2 separate regions of the Homo sapiens genome follow, and region 1 is linked to region 2. The links are chromatin loops, found by intact Hi-C in ENCODE. Cell type or tissue: CD4-positive, alpha-beta T cell. All regions are shown on one strand.

What was found. Hi-C counts contacts between places; a loop is a spot of excess contacts. Peaks named below come from ENCODE experiments on the same cell type or tissue, not always from the same donor. Only the 100,000 strongest peaks of a DNase experiment are listed, where the experiment ranks them.
Region 1: it touches region 2 in a loop (4-fold over the local background); 24 of 110 quality-filtered maps call a loop at or near these places.

The regions. Positions count from the first base shown.
Region 1 is chr17:42,573,355-42,581,354 of GRCh38, forward strand. PSMC3IP (PSMC3 interacting protein) reads right to left here and starts at 4,375. Exons shown (of 8, transcript NM_016556.4): 1 at 4,299-4,375; 2 at 4,107-4,207; 3 at 3,859-3,948; 4 at 745-856; 5 at 124-269; 6 at 1-10. The coding sequence starts at 4,332. It overlaps RETREG3 (reticulophagy regulator family member 3), which reads right to left. Exons shown (of 9, transcript NM_178126.4): 9 at 6,161-8,000. RefSeq lists a silencer at 4,287-4,336 and an enhancer at 4,637-4,726. In CD4-positive, alpha-beta T cell, CTCF peaks have their summits at 4,489, 5,221 and 5,421; DNase peaks (open chromatin) are centred at 4,427 and 5,237; H3K4me3 peaks cover 1,883 bases; H3K27ac peaks cover 1,247 bases.
Region 2 is chr17:42,829,073-42,837,072 of GRCh38, forward strand. It overlaps PSME3 (proteasome activator subunit 3), which reads left to right and starts at 4,325. Exons shown (of 11, transcript NM_005789.4): 1 at 4,325-4,601; 2 at 5,272-5,304; 3 at 5,443-5,505; 4 at 5,700-5,804. The coding sequence starts at 4,560. RefSeq lists an enhancer at 3,973-4,142. In CD4-positive, alpha-beta T cell, no CTCF peak of the experiment used is centred here; DNase peaks (open chromatin) are centred at 4,059 and 4,319; H3K4me3 peaks cover 1,895 bases; H3K27ac peaks cover 1,774 bases.

The sequences.
Region 1 (8,000 bases), 260 kb before region 2:
CTCTGTACACCTAGAAGGAAAAAGCAAGTTCCTCTAACTCCTCAGAACCACAGCAGCCCTCTGGGGCTCAGCCCTGATGTTCACTCTGGACCTGCACAGCGGTCCTACAGCCTTCCAGCTCACCTGCTCTTTCTCTTCTGGAGTCACATGATTGGTAGCTGCTTTAATGTTCTTCAATCTCTCTCTGTAGCCAGCGCATTCCTTCTTTAACTCCTGGATTTCTTTCTGCATCTCTGGTGTGGTCAGGGCACTAGATAATTCCTTGAGCTCTGAAACCACATCCGCCTGGGGTCACTTGCTACCCCTGAGGAAGGAGTTCTGTCTTTCCCAGTGGGTGCTCCCTGAGGTGTTCCACCTTGCTCTGGATCTATCATCTCACATGGAAACTAAGCCATACAGGATTATTTATTCTTCTAATTTTCTTTCCTCCTCCATCTACAAGTGGCGTGGGTGTGAGGTTGAACACTTACTTAGGCGTAGCCAGTTAAAGAAGCAGGAATAAAGGGAAACGTGGGGACAGTGTACTGATAATCGTGGCAGGGAGAACAAATGCGTATCTTGTCCATTTGTTGGTACACAAAAGCCGTTAGTTATCCTACATTTCTTTTTATGCCTAAGGGAGCCCAGCAAAGGGGTCTTAGCTGCAACAAGATGCTGCAGTCATTGAACCATTCATTTAGTAATTCCTGACCTCTAGAATGAACCTAAGCCTATGGGCACTTTGGAGGGGCTACCCAGTCCTACCAGCCTCCATGTAGCGGCAGCTCTGCTGCAAGCTCTGCACCTTAGCAGTGAGGGCCACGATTTTGCCATCTAGGACTTGAAGGTCAGCATCACTCACCATGTCAAACTGGTCCTGCCAGACAAAGAGGGAAAATACAAGTGAACTGTTGTGAGGCACAAAGATGGGAACACACACCTGGGAAGGCACCATTTGGATATGCTCAGGAACCAGCCACACCCCAAAGTCTCCAGAGGGTCTGCAGAAATAGTGGGAGAGTACTTTTGAGAAATTGTTTTCAGTTAAGGAGCGGCCCCACTAAAAAGGTAGGAAAGAAAAGCTGAAATCTAATGCTTGTCCTTAAGCTACTAGGTTGACAGGATACTGATTAGGACAGAAATCTTCCCATTTAGTGATAAAACCACTACCTGGGCTGAAGCAGTTAAGTAACATTGTTCCCACGGTGGGGAAACCTAGATCATGGGTTTCCATAATAGATAGAAACTGGACAGGTGAAGAAGCATGATGGATGGGATGGATGGACTTCTTTTCTTCTTCCTTCCTGTCCTTTCTTCCCATCCTTCTTTCCACCTTCCTCTCTCCCTCCTTCCTTCCTTCCTTTTTCCTCCCTCCCTCCCTCCTTCCCCCTCCCTTTCCCTCTCTCTTTCTCTCTCTTTCTCCCTCCCTTCCCTCTTTTCCTCTCTTTCTTTCTCTGTCACCCAGGCCAGAGTGCAGTGGTGCAATCTTGGCTGACTGCAACCTCCGCCTCCTGGCTTCAAGCGATTCTCATGCCTCAGCCTCCTAAGTAGCTGGGATTACAGGCGCGCACCACCAAGCGCAGCTAATTTTTGTATTTTTAGTAGAGAAGGGGTTTCACCACGTTGCCCAGGCTGGTCTCAAACTCCTGGGCTCAAGTGATCCATCCGCCTCAGCCTCCCAAAGTGCTGGGATTACATGCATGAGCCACTATGCTGGGTCTTGGGATCCATGTAGATAAGGGATTCCAGTAAGTCTGAGGAGCTTCTCTCATGAGGGGCCATTGCTAGAAAAGAACTGCACTGGGGATCAGTGTGGGGGTGGGGGAGGTCACATCAGTTGGTGATGGGGAGCAGGTTGAAAAAGTATGCCAGCCAGTGCAGTCTGGACTCTACACTTGGGCAAGGTGAACCTATAGGGCAGAGGCCAGCAAACTATGGCCAGCAAGCCAAATCCTGCCAGATGCATGTTTTTGAAAACAAAATTTTATTGAAACAGCCCCACCCGTTCATTTACATAGTCTACAGCTGCTTCTGTTCTACAGTGGCAGAGGTGAGTAGTTGTGGCAGTTGTACAGCCAGCCATGACAAGAGATACATATGGCCCACAAATCCTAAAAATACTGTCTGGCCATTTGCAGAAAAAGTTTGCCAAACCCTCCTTTAGAGAATTATCTTTAGATGAGTAACACAATGCAGCCTGTTTTAGGAAAGTCAGCCTTAAAAGTGGTTTGGTTCAGTTTAACGAGTAATATCTGCTGGATGTTAGATACTGCGGAGGTGCTGATCAGATAAAAATGAATTGAGAAATGGGGTCTGCCCTAGAGGAACTTCAGTTGAATAAAGGAGACAAGTAAAAATTGTAATACAGCATGCCTCAAAAGAGGTAAGGGCCAGGCTGGGCACAGTGGCTCATGCCTGTAATCCCAGCACTTTGGGAGGCCGAGGCGGGTGGATCACGAGGTCAGGAGATCAAGACCATCCTGGCTAACACGATGAAACCCCATCTCTACTAAAAATACCAAAAAAAAAAAAAAAAAAAAATTAGGCTTCGTGGCGGGTGCCTGTAGTCCCAGCTACTCTGGGAGGCTGAGGCGGGGGAATGGCGTGAACCCAGGAGGTGGAGCTTATAGTGAGCCGAGATTGTGCCACTGCACTCCAGCCTGGGTGACAGAGCGAGACTCCGTCTCAACAACAACAACAACAACAATAACAAAAAGAGATAAGGGCCTGAAAAAGAAACAATTAGCTCGGAGCATTCAAGGAAGATTTCTGGAAAAGGTGATGTCTAAGTGAAATCCTCAAGGAAAGAAAGAGCTGGCCAGGAAGAGAAGCAGGTACAGGGAAGACAACATGCAAAGGACAGAGCAGTAAAACACACCAGAATTATCTAGTGTTCGTGGATAGAAAAATAATGAGGATTGGTGAGGCCAGAGGCTGGCTGGGGCGTCTTCCGGTGCCTTTTACATGTTTTTTGCAGCACTAGAGAGCCATTGAAGAGTTTTAAATAGGGAAGGTGCATGACCAGATCTATTTAGACAGATCATTCTGACTGCAATGTTTAAGAGTTTAAGATATGTTTGAAGAGCCAAGATCTGTTAGGAGGATACTGCAACAAATAAAGAGGGCGTGAACTAGAGCAACCATGGCAGATGGAAAGGAGAGTGGATTCAAGAATGGAAAAATTAGCCAGGCTCTGTGGTTCACGCCTGTCCTCCCAGCACTTTGGGAGGCCAAGACAGGAGGATCACTTGAGCCCAGGAGTTGGGACCAACCTGGGCAGCACAGTAAGACCCATCTCTATAAAAATTAAAAAAATAAATAAAAACGGAAAAATCAGCTGGACTTGATGGTTGACTAGTAAAGGAAGTCAAGAATTGCTCCCAATTTCTGGTTTGGGTGAAGAGTAATTCCATTAGGGGAGGAGAATGTTAGAAAGAAACCAGTCCGGGGTGGGGGGAAGATGAGGCATTCTACTGTGGCAATTTTGACTCTGATATTAATGCCTGACAGATTCCAGCTGGAGGTCTGGGCTGGAGAATATAAATTTGATATGTGTGTTTAGAGAATCGGATGGAGGCAGGAGGAACATCATTTGGCAGAGGGTGTTGCTAATGTAGATGATAAGGAATAAGAGCTTTGGAGCGGAAATGGATCTTGGTAGCAACAATACAGAATCTTCTGTCATCCATCATATTGTAAATCTGGAAACCTCGTGAAGTTGGGATCCTAACAAGAGGAGTACACACCTTGATTTAAGGATGGTGGCCTAAGACAGGTGAGTTTTCCATGGGGGGCCTTGTCCCCAAAGAGTTCACACCAGGAGTAGATTCACCCGTTGTCGGGCTCTCATGGGTGACAATCGGCGCAAGTTCTCCTCACCTGATCCGCAAAATAGATCTTCTGCTTGCCGTACATCTTCTCTTTGATCTTGCCTTGTTGCGCCAGCTGCTCCAGCGTCTTCACCACCACCTGGCAGAGGAGAGAGAAGGAGCAATCAGAGGAGTCTGAGCCTGGGTCTGGGGAAATCCAGCCAGTGATGTGGAAAACGCCCAAGGCTCCAAAGGGCACGACCCCAGCCTGAATCCAGGGAGTCCGACGGAGAGGGAATCCCGGGAGAAGGTCCTCACCGCCTTGCCCAGTCCGTGTTCCCGCTGTAGGTTCCCGAACACATCCTGGGAGCTGTAGGGCCGGTTCTGCTCCTGCAGGTACCTCAGGAGGATCCCGGCGGCTACGGAGAGAAAGGCAGGGGAGGGGGCCACTCAACCGACCTCCTCACCCACTGCCCTCCCGGGTCTTCCCCGCGCCCACGGCGCCGTTACCTCCCGCCGCAGCTTCTGCCCGGCCTTTACTCATCGCCTTTCCCGCCACCCAACTCAGAAAGCCGGACGTTGTAGTTGCTCGGGGCGACGGCTCCTTCCGGCGACGGGGGCGGGCCTCGAACGGTGATTGGCTGAAGGGGAAGCCTTCCGGAGGAGCAAAGCGACCCCTCCCGGACTCCATAGTTCATTTCAGGTCGGAACTTGCGCATTCGGGCCGGACCTCAAGCCATGGGCCTCTGCGAAGGCGCCGGCGTGCCCACGGCTAAGAAACTTCCTCTTTCTGCTCCCGGGAACGAAGGCTGTAGCAGAGAAGGCCTTCAAGTTTCGAGACCCAGTTCCAGCCGCAGCTGAGCACTGGTGACCTTGAATTAAGTCTAATGTTGGGATTGGAAGACGCTTCAGACATCCGCTGCCGCCCTGGGCAAGCGACCAGCTCAAGGTTACCCCACAGGGACGTGCTCTGGTCCCACGGTCCAGTGCTCTTTTGTCGGTTAGTTTTGTCATTTGTAAAATAGGAACAGTAGATAGTGGTAGGAAAGTGGTTGTGAAAACTTAATAGAAAGCTAAGCGCCTTGGTCGGGCGCAGTGGCATGTCACCCCTGCAATTCTATCACTTTGGGAGGCTGAGGCGGGCGGATCGTTTGAGCCCAGGAATTCGAAACCAGTCTGGGCAATATGAAACCCCATCTCTGCAAATAAAGTACAAAAAATTAAGAGTGGTGGCGCGCTTCTGTGGTCCCAGCTACTCTGGAGGCTGAGGTGGGAGGGTCACCAGAGCCCCGGACATCGAGGCTGCAGTGAGCCACTATGAGCGCGCCACTGCACCCCATCCTGGCGACAGAGCGAGACGCAGTCTCGAACAAAAAAAAAAAAAGTGGGAAGGGGGGACAGCTAAGCGCCTTGGAGAGCAACCACCCTTATTTGCCTAATACCGAGCTTCGCACCCAGGGGGCACTCGACACCTACTGTAGTTTGGACGCCAAGGAACGATAGGGTTAGGAGGGGGCTACTGTTCAACCACAAAGCTTGTGGAAAAGTTTGTTAGCCCAGACAATCTCAGGGCAACACCTGGCAGGTGCTTTCCACCCCTGACCACAGTGGCCAATGGGACAGAGCCTGAAATAAATATTTCTAGTTTCTGAGGTGAGCTGAAGGCCAAAGAGCAGCTGTCCCTGCAGCTCAGACCATCCAGTGAAGGAGTAAGGTGCTACTTTTTAAAGCCTTCTGCTACCTACAACCTCCTTAGCCTTTAAAACGTGTGCTTGTCTCTGCACGTTTAGGAGACAATATTAAGAATTAGAAATGAAAGGGCCGAGCGCGGTGGCTCACGCCTGCAATCCCAGCACTTTGGGAGGCCAGGGCGGGCGGATCACGAGGTCAGGAGATCGAGACCATCCTGGCTAACACTGTGAAACCCCATCTCTACTAAAAATACAAAAAATTAGCCAGGCGTGCTGGTGGGCGCCTGTAGTCCAAGCTACTCAGGAGGCTGAGGCAGGAGAATGGCGTGAACCCGGGAGGCGGAGCTTGCAGTGAGAGATCGCACCACTGCACTCCAGCCTGGGCGACAGACCAAGACTCCGTCTCAGGAAAAAAAAAGAAATTAGAAATGAAGGAAATACAGGCTAAATACTAGCCAAGAGTGCCAGTTATACTGATGGTGGGGCTCTCACAAGAAGGAAAGTAGCCTCATACTATGGTGATGTTCTGGCCATCACGAAGTAAAAATAGGGGTGGGCTGGTGGGTCCCTCATACCTGGGCTTCCTCTTTTAAGGCTATCACTTCAAATTAATCAGAACTCAGATTTACAAGAGAAGACCTATCAAGGGTAGGACACCATTCAGCATCAGTCTCTTAAAGATTGTTCTCATACAAGATTTATTCCCCAGCACACCCCTCCCCTCCTCAGTTCACAGTGGAGACTATGGAGATTCAGGGCAGGATCCCTCAGGTACAAGAAACACCTTCCGAAGATTTTGCTCTCCTTCCTTCCCTCCCTCTTGCCAACTCCCAAGGCCTGAAGCGCACACTCATGCAAACACACGAAATCCCCCTCCTTCCCCACACCTCCTGTCTTTCCACATCAGAGCTCTGAACTTGAGAGGTGTCAAAAGTCTGTTTGAGAAGCCTAAAGTGGGGAGATGCCATTACCCCTGACCACCCCACTATGAGTGACTATGAGACACCTAACTCTTCCCTCTTCTGTCAACCATTTTCACTCCCTGGCCTCTGTACCTTCTCCATCAACCAAGAGCAAACATGTCAGCACACCCCCACCTGCAGTACATGAAAACAGGCTCTGTCCAACATCCCTCACCCAAGTACAGGGGTGTTGGGGGAGTGGCCCCTGAGGATCAGCAAAGGGTTAATGCAGAAGGAAAGAGGACAGAAGCGTTTGGCTTGAGCTCTGCTTGGGGAGGCAGAGGCTATAGACTGGCACAGGTTTAGAATCAAGTACCATGTTTAGGTTTCTGTCTCACATCACATGATTTCACTAGGGGCTGCAGAACAGATACCCCTCAGAGGGGTCTCTGCTGATTACAGCCACATTCTTACTATTGGCTCATCCTTAAAGGAGGCCCCACCAAGTTGGGAAGCAGTTGAAAATAAAAGCTGTAAAGGAGCTGAACAGGAAGTAAGAATAGGTGGTGCAAGAGATTATGGCCCCTGGGATGAATGACATGGAGCCATTTGTAAAGTGCTACTGTATCATCCCCCATGAATTATTGCTTCTCCAAAGGAGGAGCAGAGGAAGGAACAGGAACATAGAAATGAGTATGGTATTGCTTTGCTCACTGCTGAGGCTGATGGCCAGATGGACCCAGGGGTTATCAGAAACCGAAGATTAACTACACAGCTCCAGAAGACTCAGACCTCAAAATACAGAGGTGCTCACTAATCCTCCCAGCCAGCTGATCCCCCTGGGCCAAGGTAATGTAGAAGAGGCCCATCCCCACATCATATTCACATTTTTTAAATTTCACAAGCAATACTTTGGACCACTGGGGTTCAGGCCCCAAGAAATGATGGGCTAGATGAGAGGGAGCAGGCCTGTTCTGCAAAACCAAAGGACAAGTTTGCTTTAAAAAAAAAAAAAAATCACGCTGGGCACAGTGGCTCACACCTGTAATCCCAACACTTTGGGTGGCTGAGGCGGGCTGATCATTTGCAGTCAGGAGTTCTAGACCAGCCTGGCCAGCACGGTGAAACCCCATCTCTACTAAAAACACAAAAAAATTAGCCGGGCATGGTGGTGCATGCCTGTAATCTCAGCTACTGAGGAGGCTGAGGTAGGAGAATCGCTTGACCCGGCAGGCGGAGGCTGCAGTGAGCCGAGATTGTGCCACTGCACTCCAGCCTGGGCAACAGAGAGAGACTCTGTCTCAAAAAAAAAAAAAAGAAAAGAAAAGAAAAGAAAAAAATCAAATCCTGGTTTAACAAAAGATGACGACTAATCCCAGCACTCTGGGAGGCCAAGGCAGTCAGCTCACTTGAGGTCAGGAGTTTGAGACCAGCCTGGCCAACATGGTGAAACCCCATTTCTACTAAAAATACCAAAAGAAAAATTAGCCGGGCATAGTAGCGGGCACCTGTAATCCCACTACTAAGGAGGCTGAGGCAGGAGAACCTCTTCAACCTGGAAGGCAGACGTTGCAGAAAGCCAAGATCACACCACTGCACTCCAGCCTGGGCAACAGAGC
Region 2 (8,000 bases):
AGACCAACTTGGACAACATAGCAAGACCCTGTCTCAGTCAGTCAATCAATCAATGATAAATTTTGGTGCTGAGTGAAGAACAGAATGTGACAGTTGGTGGGGGGTGGCAAGAGTGGAAATGGAGAGACCAGATAGGAGCCTATTGTAATAGTCCTAGCAAAGGATGACAGTGGCTTTGGCCAGGGTAACAAGAGATGGAGGAAAGCACACTCATACAGGATGCATTATACAGGGAAAGCTGACAGGACCTGCTGATGGGTTGAATGTGGAGAGACGAGGAAAAGAGAGGAATCAAGGTTGACTGTTAGGTTTTTGGTTTGAACAACTAGGTGGACAGTTATGTCAATTACTGAGATGGAGAAGAATAGGAAAATAACAGGTGTGTGGGAGAATCAAGAATTCTGGTTTGGCCATGTTAAGTTTGATATGCTCATTAGGTTTCCAAGTAGAAACATCAAATAGATGGTTAGAACTCAGTGAAGATGTCAGATGGGAGATACGAATCTGGGGCCCTCAAATCAGCATACAGATTTTTTTTTTTTTTTTTTTTTTTGAGATGGAGTTTCGCTCTTGTTGCCCAGGCTGGAGTGCAATGGCGCGATCTCGGCTCACCGCAACCTCCACCTCCCCAGTTCAAGTGATTCTCCTGCCTCAGCCTCCCGAGTAGCTGGGATTACAGGCATGTACCACCACGCCCAGCTAATTTTGTATTTTTAGTAGAGACGGGGTTTCTCCATGTTCAGGCTAGTCTCGAACTCCCAACCTCAGGTGATCTGCCTGCCTTGGCCTCTCAAAGTGCTGGGATTACAGGCATTAGCCCCCGTGCGTGTCTGGCCGAATACAGATGATACTTAAAGCTATGAACATGCATAGATCCTCTTTTTTTTTTTTTTTTTTTTGAGACGGAGTCTCGCTCTGTCGCCCAGGCTGGAGTGCAGTGGCGCGATCTCAGCTCACTGCAAGCTCTGCCTCCCAGGTTCACGCCATTCTCCTGCCTCAGCCTCCTGAGTAGCTGGGACTACAGGCGCCCGCCACCACGCCCGGCTAATTTTTTGTATTTTTGGTAGAGACGGGGTTTCACCGTGTTAGCCAGGATGGTCTCTATCTCCTGACCTCGTGATCCACCCGCCTCGGCCTCCCAAAGTGCTGGGATTACAGGCGTGAGCCACCGCGCCTGGCCGAACATGCATAGATCCTCTTAGGGAGAAAGTGTAAGCAGAGAATAAAGGACCTAAGTCTCCTGAAGCATGCCACCATTAAGAAGTGGAGCAGAGGAGGAAGAGCCAGCAAAGGAAATGGGGAATCACTGTTGAGGCTGGAGAAAGATCAGAACAGGTTGCTGTGTGTATTTTAAGAAGGGGAGTGGCTAATATATTGAGTACTACTGAGAGATTCAAATAAGATGAGAGGTGACCACTGGTGTCAACATGGTAGTCATTGGTAACCTAACAAAAATTATATCAGTGAGAAAGTGGGGTTGAGAAGTCTGATTAGAGTGGATTGGAGTAAATGGGGCATGAGGAAGTAGAGTAAGAGACAATAAATAATTCAAGAAGTCTTGCCAGGAAGGAGAGCACAGAAAGGGAGTAACAGCTACAGAGGAATCTGGATTCGGGGGGGAGTTTTCTCAAGATAGGGGATATTGGTTATGTCTGGAAATGACCCAGCAGAGGATGTGATGTAGGAAAAAGAGGGGCTAATCATGGGCACAGACATGGGATTGAGAAAGTCAAAGGGGATGGAATCCAAAGCACAAAAGGAAGAGATAGGAACAGGTTTGTTTCCTTCAATGAAAGAGGAAAGGCAGAAAGTATTTTGCAGATTGGCAGATTTGGTGGTGAGATGATGAGGTAGTTCTCATCTGCTTCTGTTTTCTCAATAAAGAATGAGCCCAGGCCATAAGTTGGAGGTGGGAGAGAAGGAATACTGGAGGTTCAGGGAGATGAGAAAGTATGATAGTCATTGGGAGGGTGGGAGAGCAAACTTGTCAGGAGCATGTAGTAGGAGCTCAGGCAGTGTTGTGCACTCATTTGAGATTTTGGGACATGAATTTAAAATTAGACCAGTCATCAGTGATCACATGTGACTTGTAAGCACCCAGAAATGAATAGTTATTGTTAAGTGTAGTGGTACTCTCCAGTTGTTCACTGAATAAACAAATGAATGGAGTATTATATTAAACACTTGGATGGGGAGGAGGAAGGGAAATAAAGAGAATGTGTATCTGTCTTATAACCTACTTGAAGGAGACAAAACATAATTATTTGAGAACAAAGCATATTTTAACAGGCACAAACATATTAGCTTTTCCAGTTGATGTTATAAATTCTGACTGGAATAAGAATAGTGGCATACTTAAAATAGAATGGAGTAAATGTGGGAAATAATTCCTGAAGTTTCAAATCGGATCTCAAAAGTTCCCAGGGAAATGTGTTAACAGAAAACATGTAAAAGGGGGAAAACTGATAGAGCATGATGTTATATGTGGCCTTCTATAAGCTGAAAAGGACTTTGAGCTTGAAAGCAGGAATGGAAATAATTACTGTAATTTAAGGAGTAACCTCTTCATGCTAAGCATTAACAGATCACTTACTTACCTGACAGTGGCTACTATTTATTTTGTGTCTAAGCACTGTGCTAATTGTTTTACATATATTATTTCTAATATTCACAACACTACAAAATTACATACTATTATTTATTACTAATTATTAAAATTCCATCTTACAGATGAGGGAATCGAGACTCAGCATTTCAATAATTTGCCCAAGATTCCAGTTAGTAAGGAGCTGAGGTGGGATTTGAAGCCCAGGTCTCTGATCCCAAAGGCCATAGTCAGTCTTCTGTGCTTTACTCCATTTAATTGTGTATTCCCCTCATTTTCCTAGCACTTAGTAGAGAGGCCAGCCTAGGATAAATGTTCAACAGCAAGAGCGACCCCAAAATACAAATCTGATGACCTCCTTTTGCACTTAATCTAGATTGTTTACTAACAACCCTCCTCACCCTCAGCTCACTAGTCTTTGTCTTCAAGACAATCTCTTTCCTTCCCTAGAGCATTTGCCTGAGCTGCCCTTATACCTCTCAAGGCTCTTCTCACTCTTTCCATGCTAACCTCTTTATATCCTTTAGATCACAGCTTGCCTGTTCAGAGGCCTTCCTTGGCCATTCGATCTAAAATAGATCTCTCGTATTTTCTATGTCATCCACTTTTTCCCTAACATTTATCAAATTTTGCAGTTACCTTGTCAGTTTACTTTCTGGTGTTTTTCCAATATTATGCCCCATGGGACCAGCGACCTTGAATCTTGTTTGCCTTTGATTTCCCAGAGCTGTGCTCTTCAATACAGAAGCCAGCAGCCACATGTGGCTACTGAGCACTGTACTACAAATGTGGTGTTGCCTTATTGAGATGTGCAGTTAAGTGTAAAATACGCACTGGATTTTGAAGACTTGGTATGAGAAAAGAATGCATAAGATCTCGATTTTTAAATGTTGATTACATGTTGAAATACTTGTATAAACTGGGTTAAATGTATGACTAAAATTTTCACTTGTTTTACTTTTTAATTGTGGCTACTAGAAGATTTCAACCTACATATGTGACTCACATATTTCTAGAATCTGACACAGTGCCCTGCCCCATTTTATTGAATGATATATCCAATGTCGAGAGAGAGAGATCGAATGAATGGGTGCATGAAGAGGTATAGTCTCATGCTTCCACTAGGCAAATAGATACAGCACTGCCGTAGAAGTTAGGAGATCTGGGTTCTGGCTCAGGATGTACTGGAAACGCCTTGGACAAGCCCTACCCTACTCTGGGGATCAATTTGCCAATTAGGTAGTTGATCTTTGAGGTCTGGAAGCTTACGAGAATCAGTTGGCAGGGAAATGTACCAGGAAAGCTTGGTACAACGGCGCTTGTCTTTTTCGCTCTAGCCTAAACACTTGAGCCTCGGCAAACGGGCAGAGGCAGCGGGAATCAGGGACTACACCCCCGAACCCAGTACCCGGGTCCCCGACTTCCCCGAGCCTACGTCACTGGGGCGCGACGGCGTTGTCCCCGGGAGTGCAGCGGCTGAGAAGGTCCCTTCGGTGAAGGCGAGTTCCGGGACAACAGAGAGGGCCGCACCGTTTCCGAGTCTCTCGGAGGCTCAGTTCTCAGCGCACCATTCCCCACAGCTCTCCTTTTTACTTTACCCCTACCCGACACTTGACCCCGGCAGTGTGAACCCCGCTGGGAGCGTCCAAAGCCATGCCTCATCGCGGCTGCGCAGCGCACGTGCACAGCCTCGCAGGAGTCTCGGCGATTGGCTGTGACGCAGTTTCCGGCGTGAGCGGCGAAAGCCGGGAGGGCGAGCGAGAGAGCAAGCAGGCAGCAGGCTGCCGGCGGGCGGGCGGACGGCACAGAGGGAGGGAGCGAGCGAGCAGTGAGTAAGCCAGCAAGGGCGGTCGGGTCCCGAGGTCAGCCGAGATTTCTCAGGTCCCTCCGGCCCCCTCCCTGGAGTCCACAGCGCCTCCGGTGTCCAGAGGATCGGACACGGCCCGGCCCGGCCATGGCCTCGTTGCTGAAGGTGGATCAGGAAGTGAAGCTCAAGGTAGCGGCACCGGTCCGGCCTTTTTGCCCCTCGCTTTGATCCCCCAGCAGTCTGACCGGCTTCCTACTCCCCATGGCGTCTTTGTCTCCCTGGGGATACCAGCTCTGAGCTTCCGCTCGGCTCAGCCCAGCCCCCAACTCCCGGGGTCGGCTTCGCGGGAGAGGAAAATATAGGATGGCTTTCTGTACCGCGTCTGATGATGGAGAGTCCCGGGGACACCTCCGCGGACACGTGTTGGACTCAGGGCTTTAGGCCCGTGACAGCTGGTAATCCCCCAGCCCAACAACGTCCCTGGACACTGCCCCTGCCCTTGGCGGCTGGCCTGCCTAGTATCATAGACTAGGTCTGGGTGGGGGTTGGCACGTTTGTGAGCTCACATCTTCCCTAACTACCTGTCTTTTGTCTGCTTATCAAATTCAGACAGCTTCAGACACAGGAGGAAGGGAGGGAAGGGGGAGGACAGAGGAGACAGGCAGGTGCTGTCCTCAAAGCCCTGCGTTCTTCTGAGATGGAAAAATGGATCCTCAAAAAAATAAAGTATTTGCAGTCTGGGGGCCTCTCAGCTTCTTATTACAGTTACAAGGTGAGGGAAAGACAGTTGGATTGGGATTCTCCATCCTGCTCTTACCTCTGTCCCCAGGTACTGAATTGCTCTCTTTGTTAATTTTAGGTTGATTCTTTCAGGGAGCGGATCACAAGTGAGGTGAGTGAAATAAATAGAAAAATGGTTGTTGGTTGAGAATTTCCCAAAGAGGAGATACCTGGAGAGAGAGAGAGAGAGAGAGAGAGAGAGAGACCTTCCCACAGATATTAATTCAGCTGTATTTTCCCTCTTCCTTAGGCAGAAGACTTGGTGGCAAATTTTTTCCCAAAGAAGTTATTAGAACTTGATAGTTTTCTGAAGGTGAGAGACCCTATTCTTTCCTCAAATTCCCCAATTTTTTTGGCCCTGGTATTACTGTCAACTGGGATAAACTGTTGATTCTTCTTCTTTTTATTTTTTTAAACTGTAAAAGCACTTTCATTTCTTGCTCTTCAAATCAAATACTTCTTTGTTCAGCTTGAAAAGATTAATGTTTTGGGGTGGGTGTCTTTCAGGAACCAATCTTAAACATCCATGACCTAACTCAGATCCACTCTGACATGAATCTCCCAGTCCCTGACCCCATTCTTCTCACCAATAGCCATGATGGACTGGATGGTGTAAGTGTCCTATATTTATCTTTGTGTTCTTGAGCAGTAGGTCCTCTGTCCTCTGTTTCCTTGTCAGTTTAAGATGTACAGAGGGAACAGTGGGATTTGGATCTGGGAACTAGGACTCTGTTACAGACATGATGACTCTAGTATAGTTCTTTTATTTCTTATTTATTTATTTATTTTTGAGAAAGGGTGTCACTTTTTTTGCCCAAGCTGGAGTGTAGTGGCGGGAATGCTGCTCACTGCAGCCTTGACCTCCCGAACTCAAGCGATCCTTCCTCCTCAGCCTCGCAGGTAGCTGGGACTACAGGAGTCCACCACCATGCCCACTGATTTTTGTATTTTTTGTAGAGATGGGGTTTCACCATGTTGCCCAGGCCGGTCTCAAACTCCTGAGCTCAAGTAATCCACCCGCCTCAGCGTCCCAAAGTGCTGGGATTACAGGCGTGAGTCACTGCACGGGGACTCCAGTATATTCCTTTTAGACCCTCAGTTTCATTTACGACGTGAAGTGAATGTGCTAATGCTACTGTCAGTGTTAGAGTGAGTTTCAAATAAAAGAGAACTAGCTTAGGCCAGGCACCTTGGCTCACGCCTGTAATCCCAGCACTTTGGGAGGCCGACGTGGACGGATCATGAGGTCAGGAGATCAAGACCATCCTGGCTAACACCGTGAAACCCTGTCTCTACTGAAAATACAAAAAATTAACTGGGTGTGGTTGTGGGCCCCTGTAGTCCCAGCTACTTCGGAGGCTGAGGCAGGAGAATGGCATGAACCCAGGAGGCGGAGCTTGCAGTGAGCTGAGATTGCGCCACTGTACTCCAGCCTGGGCGACAGAGCGAGACTCTGTCTCAAAAAAAAAAAAAGAGAACTAGCTTCATCAGGTTACCTGGTTTTTCCCATGGCTCTGAACAAGACTTTGCTTATATTTGTTTGCATGTCTTGAGTAGTGTTATGGGATATGCAGTTCTCGCTATGTAACTGCAATTGCTATCTTTGCTTTGCATCTCTAACACCTAGTCCTTATCAGTCATGTGTCCACATGCTACTATAACACTGATGATACCGTATTGTTGTCTGTAGTACTGCCTCATTGTTGAACTTGTACATCTGGAAGGCAGGAACTATCTTTTTTTTTTTTTTTTTTTCCTTGAGACAGAGTCTCACTCTGTTGCCTAGGCTGGGTGCAGTGGCGCGATCTCAGCTTACTGTAACCTCCGCCTCCCGGGTTCAAGTGATTCTCCCACCTCAGCCTCCCACGTAGCTGAGATTACAGGTGCACACCACCACGCCCAGCCAATTTTTTTATTTTTAGTGGAGACAGGGTTTCACCATGTTGTCCAGACTGGTCTCGAACTCCTGACCTCAGGTGATCCGCCCGCCTCAGCCTCCCAAAGTGCTGGGATTACAGCCATGAGCCATCGTGCTCGGCCGGCAGGAGCTATCTTAATCTTTGTATTCCCAGCACCTAGTGTTGATCCTGGTCCCTAGCAATTGCTGAATACATGTTTGTTAACTGAATAATGTGTTCCTTTGTGGAACCAGCAGATTTGTACGTATTCCCTTAATTATCTTCCCTGCTTTGATTGGTTCTTTTTTCCTATTCTTTATAATACTTAATGTATTGTGTTTCTGGAAAGATTGGTCTTCCCAACTAGAGCGTAATTTGCTTTGTGGTAAGAACCTTTTCTTTCTTTCTCTGAGGGGGAACCCAGTCTCACTCTGTCACCCAGGTTGGAGTGCAGTGGCTTAATCTCAGCTCACTGCAACCTCAAACTCCTGGGTTCAAGTGATCCTCCTACCTCAGCCTCCCAGGTAGCTGGGACTACAGGTACATGTGCCATCACATTCAGCTAGTTTTTGTATTTTTTGTGGAGACAGGGTTTCCCTATGTTGCCCAGGCTGGTCTCAAGCTCCTGAGCTCAAGCGATCTGTGTGCCTTGGCCTCCCAAAGTGCTGGGATTACAGGTGTGAGCCATGGCGCCCAGCCCAAGAACCTTTTCTTTATTTCCTTTTTTTTTTTTTTGAGGTGGAGTTTCACTCTTGTCACATAGGCTGGAGTGCAGTGGCACAATCTCGGCTCACTGCAACCTCTACCTCCCAGGTTCAAGCAATTCTCCTGCCTCAGCCTTCCGAGTAGATGGGATTACAGGTGCCTGCCACCACACCCGGCTAATTTTTTTTATTTTTATTTTTTGGAG